Linked DNA regions of Homo sapiens: region 2 is linked to region 1. Evidence: chromatin loops called from intact Hi-C (ENCODE). Cell type or tissue: natural killer cell. All regions are shown on one strand. Each heading gives the region's core, and the rest is flanking DNA. Links, peaks and the distances in the headings are about the cores only.

Evidence for each region. Hi-C counts contacts between places; a loop is a spot of excess contacts. Peaks named below come from ENCODE experiments on the same cell type or tissue, not always from the same donor. Only the 100,000 strongest peaks of a DNase experiment are listed, where the experiment ranks them.
Region 2: it touches region 1 in a loop (2.0-fold over the local background); 2 of 110 quality-filtered maps call a loop at or near these places.

The regions. Positions count from the first base shown.
Region 1 is chr3:46,280,682-46,289,220 of GRCh38, forward strand. No RefSeq gene overlaps it. Among named protein-coding and RNA genes, the nearest start is that of CCR3, 42 kb to the left of the region's middle. In natural killer cell, for the core only: no CTCF peak of the experiment used is centred there; DNase peaks (open chromatin) are centred at 3,470, 4,470 and 6,450; H3K27ac peaks cover 2,999 bases.
Region 2 is chr3:46,211,099-46,218,934 of GRCh38, forward strand. It overlaps a transcript of CCR3 not described here. Among named protein-coding and RNA genes, the nearest start is that of CCR1, 6.7 kb to the left of the region's middle. In natural killer cell, for the core only: no CTCF peak of the experiment used is centred there; DNase peaks (open chromatin) are centred at 2,303 and 3,743; H3K27ac peaks cover 801 bases.

The DNA of each region.
Region 1 (8,539 bases), core at 2,380-7,379:
ACCTCCCCAGGCTCAGGTGATCCTCCCACCTCAGCTTCTTGCGTAGCTGGGACTACAGGCACATGCTACCATGCCTGGCTAATTTCTGCATTTTTTGTAGAGATGGGGTTTTGCCATGTTGTCCAGGCTGGTCTCAAACTCCTGGACTCAAGCAAACAACCCACTTGGCCTCCCAAAGTGCTAGGTGATAGAGTTTTGATGTGACTTTGTATCATCGTAGGCAGAATTTGGCCCAGAACCCACCTTGTGATTTTCACCAGTCTCCAGTGCAGTGTTAGAATGAACATACTTAGTAGGCCGGGCGCAATGGCTCACGCCTGTAATCTCAGCATTTTGGGAGGCCGAGGCGGGCAGATCATGAGGTCAGAAGTTCGAGACCAGCCTGGCCAATATGGTGAAACCCCATAACTACTAAAAAAAAAAAAAAAATACAAAAATTATCCAGGCATGATGGTGCCGGCCTGTAGTCCCAGCTACCCGGGAGGCTGAGGCAGAAGAATCGCTTGAACCTGGGAGGCAGAGGTTGCAGTGAGCCAAGGTCGCGCCACTGCACTCCAGCCTGGGCAACAGAGCAAGACTCCATCTCAAAAAAAAAAAAAAAAAAAAAAAGAATGGGATTCCCATTAGGCTTTCAGACAGTAAATAATGGCTACAACAGAGGAAGGCCCAAGTGGAAGCCACTGAAGGCCCCCTGCCCATACAAAGCAGAAAATCAAAAACAACGCTCTATCCTATGAAGAAAATAGCAGATTAGTCTCATCACAGATAAGAAAGACACAGATATGTTGATTCCTGTCATACCTCCTTTTAATGCTCCAGTTTTGCCAGTAAAAAAATTTAAAAAATAATAAAATAAAATAAATTGATGGGTCTTGGGGAATAGCCATGGAATGTTACGACTAAATCAGATGGTGACTTTCACTGTGTGTGTTGTCTTCTAAGTTTGGTCCCCTTGCTGAGGCAAATCATTACAGTCATGGTATTTGGCATGTAGATGCCAGTCTAGAGTAGGGGCTGGCAAGCTTTTTCCTAAAGGGCCAGATAGTAAGTATTTTAGGCTTTCAAGCCAGCTGGTCTCTGTCACAACTACTCAACTCTGAAGTTGTAGCAAGAAAGCAGCCACAGACAACATGTCAGTGCATGGGCACAGCTGTGTTCCAGTAAAACTAGTTTTCAAACACAGGCACCTACACACTGGAGTTTGCTAACTTCAGATCAGGAAAATACAGTTTTCTCCCTTTTGGTACAGAGAGGCACCCAAAGAAGCAGTTTGTCTCCAGCTGTCAGGAGCAGAGTACACGCTGCCATCCTGCCTGGGAGTGATGCTACTTTCAGGTGATTTGCCTCACTGTAATCTGCAGGGACCTTGTGACTGCATCACCTGACAGGACATCACTTTGGTCCACATGGTTAATATTGTGCTGAGAGGACCTGGGAAACGGGAATAACAAAAACCTTCAATGTCTTGATAAAACACACGGCTGACAGAGAGTGAAAGATAAAGCCGGAGAAAATATCAGAGTCTCCAACTTCAGGCAAGAGGTGAGGTCCAGTGAAAGCAGATAGCCTCAGTGTGTGGAGTCCATGCCTGGTCTCCTTCCCTGTGCCACTGTTTACGCTGTTCATGAGCCTCTGAGAAATCATCTGGCTGCCATAGGAAGGGTGACCCAGCATGTGCTATTTTCCAAGTTTCTTCCATCCTGGGGGGCATTTTGGTGAGAATTCACATGAGATATGAACATTTTTAGGTTTGGGTCTCATTCAAATAAATCCATTGACATACTCCTCCAAATCTTGATAACAATTTTCCATTTAATTCCTTCTGTCTTCCCTTACATCTAACCATATATAATAAACACTTTCTAGAAATATGTGTAGATTCTGACCCTTGGTGATCTCTCCTTCGAAGCAAAGAGGACACTATGATAAACACCTTGATTTCTGCCACCTGGGAGGTGTCTTCTCCACTTGTCCTTTAGGGCTACCCCTGAGAGGGGCTGAATCTAACACAATCTACCTCAGGTTGGTGCAAGCAAAGTGCAGAGTCCTCTATCCATAAGACAGGCATGAGTGTTTTCATCCTCAGACAGATCATCGCAGCCAACTTCCTGGGAGGCCACAGGTCCAGGTGAAGGGAGAGGATGGCAGTTGTTGGGACTAGGGATGGGATAGGCATGAATAACCTGCCCATGCTGCCTTTCGAACCTGTGTGGATTACATCCTATATAATCCCACTTCCCCTTTATGATGCAGTGTTATTGGGTCTCTCTGTGGCAAAGTAGGTCAGGTGGCAGTCAGTTCATAATAAACAACCTGAGTGTCATGGTAAGCTGGTGTCTCATAGTCAAACTCTCAGAGTCCCCTGGAGTCCAGTAACAACCCAGGACTTATTTTTTTGCTGAAAGGGATGTAGCATTTCTTCGCCCTCCAAGGGGCTGCTGCCATGCTCCTGTCCAGGCTTGTATCCAAAATTTGACTCAAGGAGTTCAAGAATAGCAAAAACGGGTGTCATCGCAAAGTAGAATACCCAGTAGTAGTAGTAGCAGCAGCAGTAATAGCAGTAGTAGCAGTAATAGTAGTTGTTGTTGTTGCTGTTGTGATTCAGGAAAAACTCCCAGAATGGAAGTACACAGGTCTGTGAGATGAAGGGGGTACCAAGTACCCACCAGGATAAATGGACACAGACCCTCTTCCGAGCACATCATTATGAACTTTCAGAACAACAGGGATAAATATATTGAGAGCTTTTAAGAGGGGGAAAAACAGGTAACAGAAAGGAATAGAAATGGACTTGACATCAGATTCTCAATGACAACATTGGCTGATACAAGACTGTGGGGCAACAGCATCACAGTTTTGAGAAAATATTATGTTCAGCCCAGAAATCTCTACAGAGCCAACGTATGAGATCCACTGAGGCTTGAATATAGATATTTTTAGACACAGAAGGATTTTGCAATTTACCTTCCATTTACCCATTCTCAAGAAGAGACAAAATATATGCTTTAGCAAAATGAAGAGGTAACCAAGAAAGAGGAGATCCTAGGATCTTAGAAATGAGTTCAACACAGGACAGTGGCAAAGGAATCTCCAGGACCTCCACAGAAGCCTGTCCAGACTGGTATTGAGAAAGGACATGAAATTTGTAGGTTTCGAATATTTTAAAAAATTATTGTTGGGCCCATGACAGATCAAATTTGAGCATTTTGGAAATTGGTGATAAGTATTTTTACAAAGTAAGCAGATGGAAAAAATCAAAAGAAACTACTATTAACTCCAAGAATATAAAACATTAGCTCAACAGTGAATAATACTTATGTGGTCATAATAACATGAACACTGACTAGTCATTTAACCAGAAACTGTCAAAAAACCATATTGAGAGGATGTTGGGAGGGGAAGGAAGTGTAAGCTAAATCCTCACCTACAAGAACAGGAAATCAATAAATTCTGTCTAAAATTGATACATTATGAAGTAGCAATCAATATAAGCATGTTACTTAACACTTAGGGCAGCACCAGAGAAACAGCCAACAGAGTTGAAAGTGGTTGCCTCATAGGAGTGGGCAGGGGTGGGGAGGGGATGGGGCAGGAAATGCTATTTCTAATTTCTTAACTATGCACTATTACATCTTGATAACTTTTTCTTTTTGGACGGGGTCTCGCTCTGTCACTCAGGCTGGAGTGCAGTGTCATGATCATGGCTCACTGCAGCCTCAACCTCCCAGGCTCAAGCAATTCTCCTGCTTCAGACTCCCAAGTAGCTGGGACTACAGGCGCACACCACCATGTCTGGCTAATTTTTGTATTTTTTTATAGAGACAGGGTTTTGCCATGTTGCCCAGGCTGGTCTCAAACTCTAGGACTCATGTAATCCACCTGCTTTGGCCTCCCAAAGTGCAGGACTACAAGGCATGAGCCACCTCAACTGGCCTGTAACTTGATAACTTTTAAAAACTTGATGTTATTAGGTGAAGAAGTAAGAGCAAAAATATAATAAAATAAGAATAGAAGAGTATGATTAAACTATAAACACAATTCCTTACTGTGTACCAGACACTGACAATTGAAAGACATAAACACAAACTTGGCCATTCACTCCTTAGTAACCAAACACAGAGAAAACACTTCCCATTATAGATGCTAGAATATTATCAGATTATTAGAGCAATACTAAACTAGAGGCCAACCAACTACACATTTTGGGAAATGTTGAATGGTCCAATGTTAGCTAAAAATCAGTACCTGGCCACGCTAAGGCCAAAACTGTCACCATCATAGAAAAAATTGTTGGGATTTAAGAACAATCTGAAATTGTATTTTAAAATGTAATTATAATTGCAACTGTATTGTTAAAATTGACTGCTCTGATTTTTAAAGTTTGATATCTAGGTGAGGAAACCACCACTTCTCAGCACTGTCAGCATTCCACGTTCCTGTGGTCACTATGCGGCAAGTGTAAGATACAAGTCAGAGGCCTCCAAGTGAGGTCGGTAGGAGGGCAGGGTTTGGTGTTTACTGTGCCAGTATGAGGGAGTGCTCATGATGATGTCACCAAGATTTTCAGCTTTCCTTTCTTTATCTCTCTGGGCAATCAGCTAAGGTAAAAGCATCTCTCCTCTTCAACTCCTGGAATTAAAGATACCATCATGAATGATAATACAATTTCATTGTTTGTGCACTACTTAAAGAAGTCTTCTGAGTATGTTCAGAAGCTCTCTATTTGGACACCTCTTAGGCAACACTTCCAATCCTCTTGGGCTCTTGTGCTGTGGGCTCCAGCCAGCCTTGCACAGCTGTAGCCGGATGTGCCTGGCCTGGGCCTGGGCCATGCCTCTCATCCCTATCTCAGGGCTCCTCCACTGACACTCAGCACCCACACATGTGCAAGCTGCAAATGCAGGGGACCTCATGCCTAGTGGGGCAAAGCTTTGACCAACGGGTGACCGGATCTGATGGGGAAAGGGATCTCTTTTTTCCCCTAGGTTCATAATCCTAAGAAGCATCTCACAGCTCGTCAGGCAGTCCTGAGAGGCCTAGCAAGCAGCTCCCCTGGTTGGGTGCATGTGCATCCTCATTCTGGCCCTCTCTCCTTTCCTGCTTTACTCCCCTGTCCCTCACCTCTACTGTCTCAATCTCAGCCTCCACCTTCTGGGGAACCCAAACTAAGACAAAGGCTTATGATTATTGTCTTGACTTTTATTTTTAAATTTCTAGTATTTTTCCATGCACATGGGATTCCATAGAAGTACTTGAGAAGAGTTTGTTCTGAAGCCTTGAATCTAATAATGTGCCATGGAGCAATGTGATTGGCATTAGATACTTTTTAAAAAAAAATCTCAGATTCCATCTGCATCTTGGCTTCCACTGCACACACACCTCTGGAGGAGGAGGATCTTGACGGCAGTATCGGGTCGGAAATATTTGCACTCTCAAGATGACTTCTTCAGCTGGTTCCCGTAAATGAGCTATTTTTCCACAAGCAACTCTTGGTTGTTAGCAAGTTCTATGATGCCAGTACTGTTTTCTGTAAAGTTTATGATTACACTTTCTTTTGATCAAATGGCTGTTCCAAAGCATCATGCTTCCTATGCCACTGGAACATTTTGGATGAATGTGCATCAAGCCAGGTCCACTATTTTGTGTATCTCATATAGTTTACCTTTGGCTAAAAACCAAATGCTGCAAGTGCCCTTTTACCTTTTTGCTTACAACCAGCAATTCTGCTACATGATGCTATGTTGTAGTTACTTTCTGAAAACACAACTGAAATGTGTGAACAAAACACTGCATGCTCATGATTTCTAAATCACTCATAGCTTCACTATGTGCTTCCCATTGTCATTGACAATTATACAATTTTTTCCTTTGCTGATTTTCCATTCAATAAATATTTCTTCCTTCATTCACTGTGTTGTTTTTGTATAAGACCCGGACACCTCTTCACAACCAAGTAAAGCCAAAGCATGGTAGAATTCAGCGTTATTCCACTATGCTGTTGAACTTAAAAAATATATATATAGGTCGGGCGTGGTGGCTCACGCCTGTAATCCCAGCACTTTGGGAGGCCGGGGCAGATGGATCATCTGAGGTCAGGCGTTCGAGATGAGCCTGGCCAACATGGTGAAACCCCATCTGTACTAAAAATACAAAAATTAGCCAGGCATGGTGGTGCGCACCTGCAGTCGCAGCTACTTGGGAGGCTGAGGCAGGAGAATCGCTTGAACCCGGGAGGCGGAGGTTGCAGTGAGCTGAGATTGTGCCACTGCACTCCAGCCTGGGTGAAAAAGCAAGACTCTGTCTCAAGAAAAAATATATATGTGTGTGTATATATATATACTAAAAAATATAAAAATATATATTCTGTAGTTGTCAGAGACAACAGGAAGCACACGGTGAGGCTATGAGTGATTTAGGAATCATGAGCGTGCAATGTTTTGTTCACACCTTTCAGTTGTGTTTTCAGAAAGTAACTACAACACTGCATAATGCAGCAGAATTGCTGGTTGTAAGCAAAAAGGTAAAAGGGCACTTGCATCATTTGGTTTTATATCTATCTGGTTGTCTTTGAACGTCTAAATATAAGGGGCATCAGACACCATATCAGCACACTTAGTATTATTGTCTGTAATCCTTCTGTGCACAGCAGAATGCACAGCAGGCAAATGTTTTCTAGGATCTCTAGCTAGAAATCATAGTCTGGATGAATCTCAAAATCCTTCAACTTCTTTTCTTTTTTTATTTTGTTGAGACAGGGTCTTCTCACTTTGTCACCCAGGCTGGAGTGCAGTGCTGTAATCATGTCTCACTGCAGCCTCGACCTTCTGGACTCAAGCGATCCTTCCACCCCAGCCTCCCAACTGGCTGGGACTATAGGTGCATGCCACCACACCCAGCTAATCTTTGTATTTTTTGTAGAGAAGGGGTTTTGCCATATTTTCCAGGCTGGTCTCAAACTCCTGGGCTCAAGAGATGGGCCTGCCTCAGCCTCCCAAAGTGCTAGGATAACAAAATCCTTCAACTTCTGAGGATGGGTGGCAACCTCTAGCAATCACTGTGACAAGGTTTTTGTTTACATTTTAGCCTTTGTATTTTCAATAGTTTCGAAAGCAAGGCTTATGTCTTTGTAAAATATTCATATGAAGTAGCATGTTTCAAAGTTTGATTCATGAGATAAAATATGTTCTGAAGCTCTCCTTTTTCTGAACACTTCCTTTTTTTCTTCATAACTTATGTTTCTTTGCACGTCTGGATCAAAGATTGTTTATTGTGGATATTTCTATATGTTCTTCTGGAGTCTTTTTGGAAAAATTTGAGGTGAAATCTTGACATTCTGCTTTTGGCTCATCAGCATATGATAGGAAGAATTCTCAAATAGAAAATTTTCTGAAAAGATTCCTAGCTGAAGTTGAATTAAATAAACTAAAAATTAGTCACAATTGTTAAAGGTTATTTTAATTTGGCAGGACACAGTGGCTCACGCCACGCCTGTAATCCCAGAACTTTGGGAGGCCGAGGCGGGCAGATTACGAGGTCAGGAGGTCAAGACCATCCTGGCTAACATGGTGAAACCCCATCTCTACTAAAAATACAAAACAACAACAACAACAACAAAAACCAACTAGCCGGGCATGGTGGCAGGTGCCTGTAGTCCCAGCTACTTGGGAGGCTGAGGCAGGAGAATGACGTCAACCCGGGAGGCGGAGCTTGCAGTGAGCTGAGATTGCTGTCAAACAACAAAGATTAAAATTATGGTGTAATTTAATCTCTATAATCAATTATTTTTCTCTATTCTATTTGTTATTGTTATTTATATATTTATAAACATCTCTTGGTCCCTGCCTGGCACAATGTGCTCTCTGTAGCACCTAATAACACACACTTTCTCTTAATATTTGTTTTAACTGCCAATCTATTTTTCTACTTATTTTATCACTTGAAAATCTCATTTTTTGTACACAAAAATTGACAGCTTATATTGCCATTAGTTTTCGCAGCATTTTACTCTTGTAATTTTCAATGTACATTTACATTTCAATTGGTTGACAGAATATCAACATATAAAGCATGTAAGGAGACTTTTCACTGTAAGTCACATCTAAATGCTTACTTGTATTTGGAACTAACCATTACGTTATTTGCAGTAAAACTGTGCTTGTAGGCAGGGCATGGTGGCTCACATCTATAATCCCAGCATTTTGGGAGGCCGAGGCCAGGGGATTGCTTGAGTCCAGGAGTTCGAGACCAGCCTGGACAACATGGCAAACCCCGTCTCTTCTAAAATTACAACCAATTAGCCAGGCATGGCAGCATGTGCCTGTAGTCCCAGCTACTTGGGAGGCTGAGGTGAGAGGATCAGCTGAGCCTGGGAAGTTGAGGCTGCAGTGAGCCATGATCATGCCACTGCTCTCCAGCCTGGGCAACAGGAGTGAGATCTTGTCTCAAAAACAAATAAACAAACAAACAAACAAAAACCTGTGCTCGTGTTACATACATTGATAAGATAGTGTCCTACACAATCACATGCCCATTGATCATA
Region 2 (7,836 bases), core at 1-5,000, 72 kb before region 1:
ATATCCATCAGAATCTACAGAGGGCTTGTTAAAACAGATTTCTGGACTTATCTCCAGAGATTAAGTTCAGTAGGTCTGGAATGGGGCCTGAGAATTTACTTTTTTTTTTTTTTTTTTTTAGACAAGGTCTTGCTCTGTCGCCCAGGCTGGGGTGCAGTAGCATGATCATGGCTCACTGCAGCCTCAACCTTCTGGGCTCAAGTGATCCTCCCACTTCAGTCTCCTAAGTAGCTGGAACCACAGGTGCATGGCACCACACCTGGCTAATTTGAAAAAATATGTATATATATATATATATATTTTTTGTAGAAATGGGTGTGTTATCATGTTGCCTAGGTTGGTCTCAAACTCATGGGCTCTAGTGACCCTCTTGCCCCAGCCTCCCAAAGTGCTGGGATTACAGGTGTGACCTGTGATCCCACCATGCCTGACCTAGATTTGCATTTCTAATAAGTTTCGAGAACCACTGGTCTACAGGAATTCTCTGAGATGTAATTTGTTTATATTTGTAAGTACACAAAATATAAGGTGAAGAGCTAAGTTTGCCTACCCCTGGCGCCTTATTTTCCCCATTTCTCTTCCCAAAAGGAACAACAGTATCAGATTCTCATGTCACTTTGAACATAGAACACACGCACACACACACTTTTTTTTACACTGGTGAGTGAATACAATACACGTTGTCTTCCATTGCTTTTGTCACTGAACCTCATACCCAGAAGATTCTTCTCCACCAGCAAGCACCTGGGAATAAGCATGTAGGCAGTGACTATAGCCTCTCGATGTGGTGGAAACAGAGAAATATCAATAAGGTGCACACCTGAAGATTCTAACCTTGAGTTTGTCTAGGTCTCTGATTCCTTAATTTGATACCCCCTCCTGTGTCAGCCCCATGACTTGGCCTGCTCGTTCCTCCTCTTCCTTCTCACCTATTTATTTGCCTTTCATGACCTGCACACATCATCCATGGCATCCAATTTTGACTTGGCCCTGTTTCTGGTTCTCCTTTCGTGATACAACCTCAACATTCCAGAAACCTTATGTTCTGATTTAACCAAGACGGGGCAGGGCCCAGGCACCTCAACTGCATGGACCCTGGTGGTCACTGATGCAAACCTTTTAGGTTCGGTGGCTACATGAATAGGTTAATTTGGTGGTGCCGTGATCACAGAGATGTGAGATGTCCCTGTTGCCTAATCTTGGGGCACACTGTCTGCATGACGAAAGAGGTTGCTTCTGATCCCAGGCTATTTCCAGAACACCAAAGTCAGATTGGTTACTGTCTCACAGATGGGCAAAAGTGGTTTTGGGAGATGTAAGAGGGTCTTAGGCAGTAGCACCCCAGGTCCCTCGACATCACCTCATTTCCCCCCTCTTGGCCCCCCTACCACACTCCTCTTGTCTTGTCTAATTTCTTTCCCCAGCCTCTCTTTCCACCTCCCCTCCTCACTGCATACTTCTTCTATCCAGGTGGTCATTTTTCCTCCTGCATCTCTGCCTCTTTTTGCCTGCCTGGCCTCTGGCCTCTCCAAGGTGCTCTCTCACCTCCCATTCTACAAACTCCAACTTGACAAACCAAGGAGAAAGGGGCCAAGACTTCTTTGCCCCCTCTCTCCCTACTCTCTGTCCTGCTCATCTATCCCACTGTGCTTCATCGTGTCCCAAAGTGAAAGAGGGCATTGGGCACATCAGTGTGAGATCCCTCACCATGGATCATCCAAGAGGCTGCCTCCTCCCTGAAGCCTTCCCATCCTCCATGACAGGAAGTCATCAATGAAAGACTGACGTAGCACCTCTGAGGTTTTTAAACTTCTTAGGGGGGTAGGGGGAGACCTGTGTTGAAACCTCATTGTATACATTGGGTACTTTTGACAGCAAATAACAAAGCAATGGACTCAAAATAGCTCAAAAAAGAAAAAGAAAAGAAATCATTGTTTTCTCACAAATCTAGATATTAGCTCTGGTTTGAAATTACTCTTTAACAGTCTCTTGTAATAATTCTTAATGATTTCACTATTCACATGTTTCTATTCGTCTTTACAGCCTAAAATACAACCTCAGAACTCAGGGGCTTGAAATCACAGTGACATTTTTTCTCGTGATTCTGTGAGTTAGATGAATCGTCCAAGGTGCTCTCACTCCCACATCTAGGGTTGGGGCCAGCTGTCAACTGTCAATTCACCTTTATGTGGCTGCTCATCTTCCAATCAGCTAGATAGACATGACATCTCATCTCTGTCTCAGGCCAGTTACGAGAGTACAAAATAGAAGCTGTAAAGCATTTTAAGGCATAACCTCAGAAGTCACATGATGCTGCTTTTGCAAGTAAGTCACAAAGCCAAGCCACATTCAAGGAGTCAGGAAATAGAAACTACCTTTTTTGGAAGAGCTACAAAGTCACATTGTAAAAGGCTGTGTGTACTCGGCTTGGAGGAGTTTGAGTCCGTAAATTATCTTCTACCACAATGCACAAATTTCCTCTAGTTCCATAGCCAAGTAGTTTCTTGAACTTCATCCCTCTAATGGTCTTGTCTTCCCCATACCTTGGTCACATATGCCCATGATCATAGCTCCTGAATCTTACTATCACTAATATCTGTAGCTCTTCATACTTCCTGCTGCCAGCATCCAGCCTCTGACCACCACCTCCTACATTTACTACTCACTGCCTCTAGCACCTCAACTCCAACAGTTCTTTAACCCCAGTGGGACCTCCAGTCCACTGATATTTTAATTTTCCACTGACCTTCAGCCTCCTCATGCCCTCACTTCCCATCATCTTAAAAATCCATGAGCCATCATTACAGTCTCTCCCTTAAACACACCCTCAATTCCTTTGCTCTTTTCTGATCCTGTCATGCCCACTTGGCAAAATTTTGGTCCTAGTTAGATCCAGCTCCCCCACTTGCATCTGTGAAGTTAAATATGGCCAGAGAAAATCACACAACCACAGTGACTAGGGTGGCTCTAAATGATGATAGCTGTATCCAAAGCATCCTTAATGCCCATCAACTGCATTCCCCTCTTTTAGACATTATTTCACACCTTTTGCCTTTTCCTTAAACCTCCAACACCACCTGTTATCCTCATTCTTAGCTGATGATCTTGTTTCCTATTTCGCTGAGAAAATGAAAGCCATCAGAAGAAACTTTCTACAAGCCCCCACCTCTCACCTCCCCTGCTACCGGTCACTTTTTTCCTGGACAGTTCTCTGCCTCCCACCTGTTACATGGCTGGATTCTCCATGTTCCTGTCTAAACCCATCCCTTCCGCTTGTGCAGGATCCCAACCTCTCTCACTCACTCAAGGACATTGCTCTATTGATTTTCTCTCATCTTGTCAGTTTTTCCTGCTCTATTGCATTATTCCTATCCGAGTTATTTAATTTAGCAGCTTCATCTGGGACTCAGGTTCCTCCCATCTTTCTGCTCTGACATGTTCAGACCACCTCTGCTCAGGGATGTGGCTGCTGGGGTCACACTGAGGTATGAGGACATCTAACAGAGAAAAGGGCTGCCTTTTCTTTTTGCCAATTTATAGAAATAAGGAGCCCTGATGTTCTGTGATAAAACAGCCACTTGTGAGCCAGATCCTCTGGGGAGACCAGTAGATAGTGCCTCCACCTTTCCTCCCTGGGCAAGCAGAGGGTAATGGATGCTGCAGGGCAGTGTGGATGATGTAGGGAAGCCCCTTCCCTCAGGTCTTCTGGCACAGTGAAGTGCTTAGCAGAAAGCAGACACTGGGGGGCAGGATTTGAGAGCCTGTGAATGAACCAAGAGCACATTATCCCCTCCCAATGTCCCTTCCTGTCCCCAAACACACAAGTTTCTGGGGTGGTTCCTGCTGGCAGAGAGCCTGAGAGCATGGCCATTGTACCTGAAGAGGCTGGTGCCAAGAGCTGCCAACTAGAACCTGGTAGGTCTGTAATCTAAGTGCTCGCAAGAATGGGGCAGTGGCTCATTGTGGTTTGAGGCTGGCAGGGGGTCAGGCAGGAATGAAGAGCTGATAATGATCCTTGTACTCCAAACCTAAGCTCCAGACAGTCACATGTGTGTTCCTGTCACTTATTACATCCAGTCTGAGTGCTCATGCTGGTATTTGTTCCCTTACACCTCATCCATCACACAGCTATTAAGCATGTGTTCTCTCTGTCAAGCATGGAGTAGTTAAGAGTCCTAAAAGTTGAGTTAGGTAGGGCCTGGAAGTAGTGTTATGCAAGGTGAGGTATGTGAACCAGCAGCATCTGTGTCACCTGGGAGCTTGGTGGAAATGAAGGTTCTCAGGCCCCATTGAAGGTTAGACCCAGGAATCTGTGTTTTAACAAGTCCTCCAGGTGCTTCTTATTTATGCTAGAGTTTGAGAATCAGTGCTGGACCCTGCTGTTCAAAGTGATGGCAAAACCTGAGAGCTTACCAGAAATGCAGACTCTCAGGCCCCACCACAGGTTTACTGGGTGGGAGTCTGCATTTTTATCAGATCCCCAAGGGATTTGTTTGCACACGACAGTGTGAGACACCCTGGTCTAGAGGATCACGTTCTAGTGGGATAGAAGTCTGTATAGGGTTCAAGAGATACACAATGGAAGTTAGCTGGAGTCAGAAACACTTTGCATCGATGTTTACCCTGGGGCTAGAGAAATGAGTTGGAGTCTGCCAGAGGACCAAGAGGGCTGGAGATGAATGAATGGTGCCACAGAGCAACCCAGCACACCCCAGCACATTTCAGCTTGTAGATGTTCAGTAAACATTTTTTGGTTGGTCATGGGTTGTAGGGAGCAGGCTCACTAGGCTGCCCCTATAGATGGCTACTTCTGAGACCCAACCTGCAGCTTCACTTCATGGGAATAGCCAGAATCTGGGAGTCAGACACCTGACTTCAGATCTGGTTCCAGCACTGAGTTGGTGAAGCTGTGGAGGAAAAGTCATGCCTGCCTATTGCTGATGGGAGGGGAAATTGGGTCCCACTCCATGGAGGACTGTTTGGCAATAGCTATCGGAATTTGAAGTGTATGCATTTTTTATTCCAGCAATTCCACTTTTATGAATTTATCTTACAAATATTTACACATGTGGCAGAAGATACAGATTACAGGCACATTCACTGCAATGTAAGGGACTGATTAAGTCCCGCTGGAATGCTATGCAACTTTATGTGTTGACACGAAACGCCCCCCAGGTTGGAGTGCCAAGTGAATGAGCAAGGACCTTGTACTATGTACACACTGCACACATTGGGTGAGCTTGAAGGCACCTGTGTCTCTGGAAGAATAATTGGTGTGCCTGAGGAAGAAAGGGAATCTAAAACTTATCTGAAAACGTATCTGAGGGAATAATTGAGGAAAATTTCTCCAGTCTTGCTAGTGATCTAGAAATCCAAATACAAGAAGCTCAAAGAACACCTGGAAAATTCATCACAAAAAGATCATCATCTAGGCACCTAGTCATCAAGTTACCTAAAGTCAAGATGAAGGAAAGACTCTTAAGAGCTGTGAGGCGAAAACCTCAGCTTCTCCTTTATAGGTAATCTATAATGAAAACCTATCAGATTAACAGCAGAATTCTCAGCAGAAACCCTGCAAGTCAGAAGATGTTGGGGTCCTATCTTTTGCCTCCTTAAAATAATTATCACCCTAGAGCGTTGGATCCAATCCAACTAAGCTTCATTAATAAAGGAAGATAAAGTATTTTTCAGGTAAACAAATGCTGAGAGAATTCACCACTACCAAGCCAGCACTACAAGAACTGCTAAAAAGAAGTCCTAAATTGTGAAATAAAACCTCAAAATATACCAAAATAGAACCTACTTAAAGTGAAAATCTCACAGGACCTATAAAACAATAACACAATGAAAAAAAAGGTATTCAGGCAACAACTAGCATGATGAATAGAACAGTACCTCACATCTCAATACTAACATTGAATGTAAATGGCCTAAATGCTTCACTTAAAAGAAATAGAATGACAGATAGATAAAAATCCACCAAACTCACATAAACTTAAGGTAAAGTGAGGGGGAGGGAAGACATTCCATGCAAATGGAAACCAAAAGCAAGCAATAGTAGCTATTCTTATATCAGTCAAAACAGACTTAAAACCAACAACAGTTAAAAAAGACAAAGAGAAACATTATGTAATGATAAAAGTATTAGTCCAACAGGAAAATATCACAATCCTAGATATATATGCACCTAACACTGGAGCTCCCAAATTTATAAGACAATTACTACTAGACCTGAGAAATGAGATTGATGGCAACACAATAGTCGTAGGGGAAGTCAGTACTCTTCTGACAGTACTAAACAGGTCATCAAGATAGAAAGTCAACAAAGAAACATTAGACTTAAACTGTACCCTAGAACAAATGGACCTTACAGATATTTACAGAACATTCTACCCAAAAACTGCAGAATATACATTCTTTTCATCAGCTCATGGAACATTCTCCAAGATAGACTATATGATAGGCCACAAAATAAGTTTCAATAAATTTAAGAAAATCAAAATTGTATCAAGTACTCCGTCAGACCACAGTGGAATAAAATTGGAAATTAAAAGTTAAAAGGAACTGCCAAAACTACACAAATACATGGAAATTAAATAATCTGCTCCCAAATGATCCTTGGGTTAACTATAAAATCAAGAGGGAAATTTAGCAATTCTTTGAACTGAATGACAATAGTAACACAACTGATCAAAACCTCTGGGATACAGCAAAAGCGGTGCTAAGAGGAAAGTTCATAGCATTAAACCCCTACATCAAAAAGTCTGAAACAGCACAAATAGACACCTAAGGCCACACCTCAAGGAACCAGAGAAACAAGAACAAATCAAACCTGAACCAAGCAGAAGGAAAGAAATACAAAGATCAGAGCAGAACTAAATAAAACTGAAACAAACAAAAAAAAAATACAAAAGCTAAATGAAACAAAAAGTTGGTTCTTTGAAAAGATAAGCAAAATCGATAGACCATTAGCAAGATTAACCAAGAAAAGAAGAGAGAAGTTCCAAGTAAGCTCAATTAGAAATGAAATGGGAGATACTATAAATGATGCCACAGAAATGCAAAAGATTATTCAAGGCTACTATAAGCAAACTTATGTGCACAAACTAGAAAACCTAGAGGAGATGGATAAATTCCTAGAAATGTACCACCCTCCTAGATTAAACCAGGAAGAAATAGAAACTCTGAACAGACCAATAACAAGCAGCAAGATTAAAATGGTAATTTTAAAAATTGCCAACAAAAAAAAAAAGTCTAGGACCAGATGGATTGACAGCTTGAATTCTATCAGGCATTCAAAGAAGAATTGGCACCAATCCTACTGACACTATTCCAAAAGATAGAGAAAGAAGGAATCCTCCCTAAATCATTCTATGAAGCTAGTATTACCCTAGCTTCATACCAAAACCAGGAAATGACGTAATGAAAAAAGAAAACTACTGATCAATATCCCTCATGAATGTGGATGCAAAAATCCTCAACAAAACACTAGGTAACCGAATTCAACAGGATATCAAAAAGGTAATGCACCATAATCAAGTGGATTTCATACCAGGGAGGCAGGGCTGATTTAACATATGTAAGTCAATAAATGTGATATACCACATAAACAGAAGTAAAAACAAAAATCATATAATCATCTCAATAGATTCAGAAAAAGTATTTGACAAAATCCAGTTTCCATTTATGATTAAAACCCTTAGCAAAATCAGCATAGAAGGGACATACCATAAGGTAATCAAAGCCGTCTATGACAACCCCACAGCTAACATTATACTGAAAAGGGGAAAGTTGAAAGCATTTTCTCTGAGAACTGGAACAAGACAAGGATGCCCA